2 separate regions of the Homo sapiens genome follow, and region 1 is linked to region 2. Evidence: chromatin contacts called from ENCODE Hi-C data. All regions are on one chromosome and are shown on one strand. Each heading gives the region's core, a stretch centred on a gene start or an enhancer-like site at or near the end of the contact. The rest is flanking DNA. Distances are from core to core; before and after follow the strand shown.

The links. Hi-C counts contacts between places; a loop is a spot of excess contacts on that map. Pooled maps may share reads with other maps.
Region 1: a loop to region 2 is called in a map of psoas muscle, with 6 times the contacts of the local background. The contact joins the promoter of LINC00941 here to the promoter of TMTC1 in region 2. A Hi-C loop is called at or near these places in 6 of 168 maps with a recorded cell type or tissue (IMR-90, MCF 10A, chondrocyte and 3 more), 3 of 37 single-sample maps with no recorded cell type and 15 of 50 pooled maps.

Annotation. Positions count from the first base shown.
Region 1 is chr12:30,793,977-30,797,187 of GRCh38, reverse strand. It overlaps LINC00941 (long intergenic non-protein coding RNA 941), which reads right to left and starts at 1,507. Exons shown (of 5, transcript NR_040245.1): 1 at 972-1,507. RefSeq lists enhancers at 716-1,217, 1,218-1,717, 2,220-2,719, 2,720-3,211.
Region 2 is chr12:29,782,689-29,785,837 of GRCh38, reverse strand. It overlaps TMTC1 (transmembrane O-mannosyltransferase targeting cadherins 1), which reads left to right and starts at 1,896. Exons shown (of 18, transcript NM_001193451.2): 1 at 1,896-2,388. The coding sequence starts at 2,087.

The DNA.
Region 1 (3,211 bases), core at 258-2,757, 1.0 Mb before region 2:
ACTGGATGCTAATCAGATATAATCAGCTGACGACATTCCTTCTGTGGAGTAAGCCACTTGGGAAGACAGTCTTGGGTGCGGAGGGGACCCAGCGGGACGAGACCAGGTGCCTGCTGGTCTCCCAGGTTCGCGCAGGAAGGCTGGGAATTTCCTTGCCTCCTCCCCACCGCACCATCCTCCACCCCCGGCCCGGAGCTGTCTCTACCTGGAGAGAAAAAACGGAAAGGCCGAGAAATCAGAGCCAGAGGGCAGAGTGAAAGGGGTGGGGATGGGAGAGGATACAAAGGGGTTAGGACGAAGAAAACGGACTTCCTAGAGTCCCGACTTGAGGGCTTGACTTCAAGAAGAGAAGAGAAGTCTGAAACGGGGGCGAGAGCAAAGGCAGGGGGTTGGGGTGGTCGGGGGGGGGCGGCGATTATAATCGACTTTTATGGCTTGACGGCCAGGGCAGAAATTAAATTTGGGGGCCGGCTAAGGCTAGAGAGTAAGGTGACGGCTCGCCCCGCGGGTTTGGAGCTGTGCGCTGGGGGCCAAGGGAGCAGCGGGAGGAGCGCATGCCTGGGGCGCACGGGCCGGGAGGGGCGGGAGGAGAGCCCAGTCCCCAGCTCAGATTACTCTCCTAGGCATGGTCCCCACCAGAGCCGGGGCTGGAAGCTGGAAATCCGAGTAGAGCTGACTCGGACTTAGCTGCCCAAGGGAAAGCCTCCGGGCGGTCCTCGCTGCGCCCCTAGTCCGGGGCCCCGACCCCTCCCGGACACTGCTTGGGCCATGCGGGCGCCGCGTTGCCGGCCACTCGTCGTCCCGGGGTCCCAACTGGGGCCGCTCCTGCTGTTCTAGAGCTTGCTGGCCCCGGCGCGCCTCTCTTGCAGCTCCTGTACTACTCGAGGGGACCACGTCGTCCCGGAGGCGCGGCCATCGAGAGGATGCTGCGGCCGCGGGGCGGCGGGGGCGGGCGTTTCAGGGCTACTCACCCGAGCTGGGAAGGCAGGAAGTCTGTGCTGGCTGGGGGTTGGTCTCAGAGGGACTCTGGGGCTTGGACACAAAAATCGCGGCGCACTGGGGAGGACACCCGGAGCGGTGGGAACTGCGGTGTGGACCCGGGAGAAAAGGGGGTTGGAGGTGGGGGGAGATCGCGCGGCACGCGTTGCATAACCTGACCTGCCCTCCTGGGCTGGAGGCAGGAGTGACACCTCCGCCTGAGCCGCAGTTCAGAGAAGGCTACCGCGGCGCTGGGTCCTGCGGGACAGCCAGCAGGGCTGGGGTGGAATGGGGGCAGGGGAAGGAGCCCTGAGAGGAGCCAGGATGGGTCTGGACCTGGCTCCAAGTCGCGTGCCCTACACACCCCCTCTGCGCTGCCCAGCGGGGCACGGCCCGACCTCGGAAGGCCCATCCGGCTCTCAGAAGTGGCCGCTCTACCAGCTGCCCATAATGCTGCCGAGGAGCCTGTGCCAGTCCCACGGCTGCCGTGCAGCAAGCGGGCGGCCCGACTGACTTCAGCCACGTCCCCTGCGTCAGACAAGTGGGCGTCCCCTGCGTCGAGACAAGTGGGGGATCCGCGAGGCCTGCAGGGGCGCAGGGACCAGAGTGCTAAGACGTGGCATGACCTTTCAGGGAGAACTGCGCAGAGGGTGGCCAAGGGTCACCTCCCTCGAGGGGCGAAGCCCTGAGATGTGAGGATGATTCTTAAGACAGCGCCCTTCCCGCCCCTTCCAACCCCCCAGACCACCACCCGGGTCTGGGAACAGGGTGAGCGCATGGCGAGAGGTTGTCTGGTTTTGTAGCTATCAAGTTGTACCCCCGCTGTGCCCATAGGAAGTGACTCATCTGCTTGTCAGGTAGTGGCCTTGCTGTGAGCCAGGACCATATTAAGAAAAGAAAGAAAAAAAGGAGCAGCAAAACACTGTGCCCCTGCACAATGTGCTCTCCTTTCTTCTGCCCTCCCTCTCCTAGGCTGTCCTCTTCTTCCTCCACTTGTAGTTTGCTCAGCCCCCTCCCATCCACTGCCACCCCCGCCCAGTTGAATAATGCTCGTATCTGAGTCAGCGGATGTGAAACAAAGGGTTATTTCTCCTTATCTAATTTTGTGGAAGATTGACTAAAAGAGGGTGGAGAGTGTGTCTATTTAGCAGGAAAAAGATGTTTTTAACGTGAATAATATTGAGAAATGTGCTGTGACTTTCACTGTTGGGCAAAGCAGGGAGACGCCTGCCTAGCTGGCCCTTCCTGCAGGCTTGGTAAAAAGTCCTCTCCGGTGGAGGGTTGGTGGCCATTTGTCAGGTACCTAAAGAATACAAGGCGCTATGCTAGGAACTAGAACTGTACAGAAATATCCCGAAGGCTCTAATGTCATGGGACCTAACTCATTTCGGAGGAAGTAAGGCTTGAAGGTAGAGAACTATCTTGCAAGGCCGCCTGTGGCAAGCTCTTTGCACAATCAGTGAATGTACAGAAATCCAGGGTAAACAAAAATTACTTCCAACTGGGATATACTTCATAGAAAAGGCATCTGGGGTGGGGCGCAGTGGATAACGCCTGTAATCCCAGCACTTTGAGGGGCTGAGGTGGGTGGATCACCTAACTTCAGGAGTTCCAGACCAGCCTGGCCAGCCTGGCCAACACGATGAAACCCTGTCTCTGCTAAAAAAAATACAAAAAATTAGCTGGGCGTGGTGGTGGGTACCTGTAATCCCAACTACTTGGGAGGCTGAGGCAGGAGAATCGCTTGAACCCAGGAGGCGGAGGTTGCAGTCAGCCAAGATGGCGCCACTGCACTCCAGCCTGGGCAACGAGAGCAAAACTCTGTCTCCAAAAAAAAAAAAAAAAAAAAAGAGAAAAGAAAAAGAAAAGGCATTTGGACAGCCCTGGGGTTGGCAGAAGACTTCCGGATGGTAGAAGCCAAGGTCCTTGGGTGGGACAGGATAAGGTATGTGGCTAGAGTGGAGAATCTGTGTGGCAGGAATGTGAGAAAAGATGCCAGAAAAGGAGATAGGGACTCCTCTGTGTGTGGCATGGGAACTGGGCTTTGACTTTCATTGCATAGTGAAGCAACTGAAAGTCATGAGCAGGGGCACAGCGTGGCTCCAGAGAGGGCTGGAGAGAGATGCTTGCTGGCCATATTTGTCTGCAATCTTCCACTCTTCTTTCTTCTTACTCTACCCTTTTTTTTTTTTTTGACAGAGTCTCGCTCTGTCACCCAGGCTGGAGCGCAGTG
Region 2 (3,149 bases), core at 647-3,146:
AGGCCAGTCTTGAACTCCTGGCCTCAAGCAACGCTCCTGCCTTGGCCTCCCAAAGTGCTGGGATTGCGGGTGTGAGCCATTGCACCTGGCCTAGAGTCACTCTTTTGGGTTAAGACGTTCTCTCTAGAAAGCCTCCGTTAATTATAGGTAAGGATTGATACATTGACCTATTACCTCAACTATGATTTCAGCAAAGATAATTTCACTATCCCAATCAGCTGTTAACTTAGAAAGCTAGACTTTTATGGTGTTAACCACACACACATACAGACGCACACACACGAGCAGCTTTGGGTCTTCCAATCCTATACTTAGCACATTGTAGCACAAAGAATCTCCTTAATATATTTTTATTAAGTTAATAGGTGAATAGGAAAGGCTGTAGTGTGTTATACGGGGAAATAGACTCAGGTGTGTCTAGATATTAAAGTCGGTATATTAAGGTTACCAAGCGTGAAAGATTTTGATGGAAGAATGAAAACATCCATGTCCAGGACTTCCAGTTTCATTTCTCAGTCACTAATTTCAAGTCACCAAATAAACAAAGTGAAAATGGGTGAAACGTACTTTGAGTTACAATAAGTTTATCTTAATTCATTGACTTTTCAACTGCTCAGATGTCTTAAAATTTTTTAAAAAGTAAGTTGTTATAGTAAAGAGCCACACAAATACTCATAGCAGAGGAACAATTTCTGGATTATGTCGGTGAGCTTTTTAAGGGTTTGGGGAGGATGAGAATAAAAGGGTGACTTTTTATTTTCAGTTTTTCTATCTGGATGTGTCAAATTCCTGATAACTTCTAACACTCAGCAATGGAAATTTAGAAGGTGCCTGAAAGAACAAATAGAATTTTCAGACCTGGAGAAATTCTAGTAATCATCACTCTGGGACATATTATTAAAATTAGTATTTTAAAAAAGAAAACAATCTTTCAGAAAGACAGGAAGTTTAGGAGCCAAAGCCAGAGGCCCTAATACAAATCGCCCCCACCTCCCCATCCCCCCATCCCCACCTTCTTCCCCGCCCTGTTCAAACACGCCCACAGCCCAGGAAATAATGAGACCCAAGTGATCCAGCTAGATAGAAAAAGTAGTTTGCTTGGCATCTCCCAAATTATCTTGAGCAAACAATAAAATAAGAAATGTTTCAGAAGACAATTCGGCTCCCAGGCCCAAACCAAAACTCGAACCTGGTACTTTTTGTAAGTGCGGGCCAAGAAAGGGGCTGTAAAGTTAAAGAGCCGGTGGCGCCTCTGAACACACCCGGGCAGGGCGAGCAGGATGTCCTTGTCCAGGGAGACCCCTTCTCCTGGCTTTGAGGAAGGTGCTCCCTATCCCCGCGGGTTCCTCCGCCAAGCGGGACGCCGCGCCGGGCGGGTGAGAGAAAGCCCGGGCAGGAGAGCACAGAGCCGGCGACTGGACGCGAGCGCGGGGCGGGTGGAGAGCGTCTCTCCGGGCGCCGCTGCTGTTGTCCCGGGTGCTGAAAAGCCGGGAACTTCCCGGGAAGCAGCGGCACTTTTCTCCCTGGAAGGTGGGTGTGGGGGTTCCAGACTGCGCACCTGCTAAACCCTCCTGGGTCCCCCGGGAGGGGTCCGCCAGATGTGCCCCTTCCCAGCCCCATTCGGGGGAGAAGGATGGGGGCGGGGGCGTGGGGGTGAGCACAGCCGGACACCGCAAGTGGGAACCTGGGGTGTCCTTCCCCGCAGCTCCCGGGCAGCCGCGCGCCGCGAACCCCGGTCCACCTGCAAGCAAGGCGGGCCGGGGGCAGAGGGCGCCGGGCTGTGCGGGGGAACCGGCCCGCGTCCCGGGATTGGGGGGCGGTGGAAGAGAGAGCGAGCGGGCATGCGCAGTGGGGCGGAGGAGGTGGCGATGGCCGGGGGAGGCGGGGGGACTGCTGTTTATTTGCAGCTGGGCCAACTCCGCGGCGCAGGCGGCGGCGGAGCGCGGGGAGCTCGCGGCGGGTCCAGCTGCCGCAGCACCATGCCCGAGCCCCCCTCCGGGCAGACGCCGCGCGCCGCCGGGGCCCCGGTAGGGGAGGATGCCAGACGCCCGGGAGAGGCCAGGGCAGCAGCGGCGGCGGCGGCGCGATGGTGGTGACCACCTCTGCCCGAGGCGGCGGCGGGGACCGCACACCCTCCCGGCGGCGGGGCTGCGGGCTAGCGCCGGCCGGGGCCGCGGCGCTGCTGGCCGGGGCAAGCTGCCTGTGCTACGGCCGCTCCCTGCAGGGCGAGTTCGTGCACGACGACGTGTGGGCGATCGTGAACAACCCCGACGTGCGGCCCGGCGCCCCGCTCCGCTGGGGCATCTTCACCAACGACTTCTGGGGCAAGGGCATGGCCGAGAACACCAGCCACAAGTCCTACCGGCCGCTCTGCGTCCTCACCTTCAAGTGAGTCCCTCACCTCGCGCTAGCCGCCGCTGCCTCCTCTACCCTCCGCCCGTCCCTCGGACCGGGAGAAGTTGCGGGACTGACTTGGGGGCATTTCATTTTTGCCGCCCTTTCCCTCCACGCCTCCCTCCTCTCCAGGATGTGCATGGCACTTTGCTCCGGGATCCACTGCCCGGCTAATCTGGGCTCTCGGGGCGGTTCGGGAGGCGCCGGCTGGGGAGTTGGGATCGAGTTTCTCAACTGTCTGCCCTCTCAGCGGGCTTCTCTCTCGAGGCAGGGCTGGGAGCGGGCTGGTGAAACCGCCTCCGCACCCCTTCGCCTGCCGGATCGTGACCAAGTGGGACTAGCGCGGACCCAGAGGGTTCCGGAGGGGTGGCGGTGGTGGCGATGCTTCCAAGTAGAGAATTTCTCGGAGGCTGTTGGGCAGCTTTGCAGATGAGAAGTGTATCAGCCCCTTAAGGGTTTCGTTCAGATGAGACGAGGCGGGAGCCTTGAGCTGACAGGGCTGCGTGGGTTCAGGAGAGGGAGCAGAAAACTCTCCCGAGCCCCCCAGCCCCCGCCTTGCACCCTTGGCTGCTCCCAGAGGCTCTCCAATCTGCCAGACTTCTCTGGATCTAGACTTTAGAAGGTGCAGAGAGAGGTAACGCAGAGCCTAGGCTTCTCCAGGGACCCTGGGGCCCCAGCCGAAATAGTTTTTCTTTTACAACCTCGGAGTCATGATTCAGCGTTTCTGGTGTGAATAAGCGTAAAGGGAACCGAGA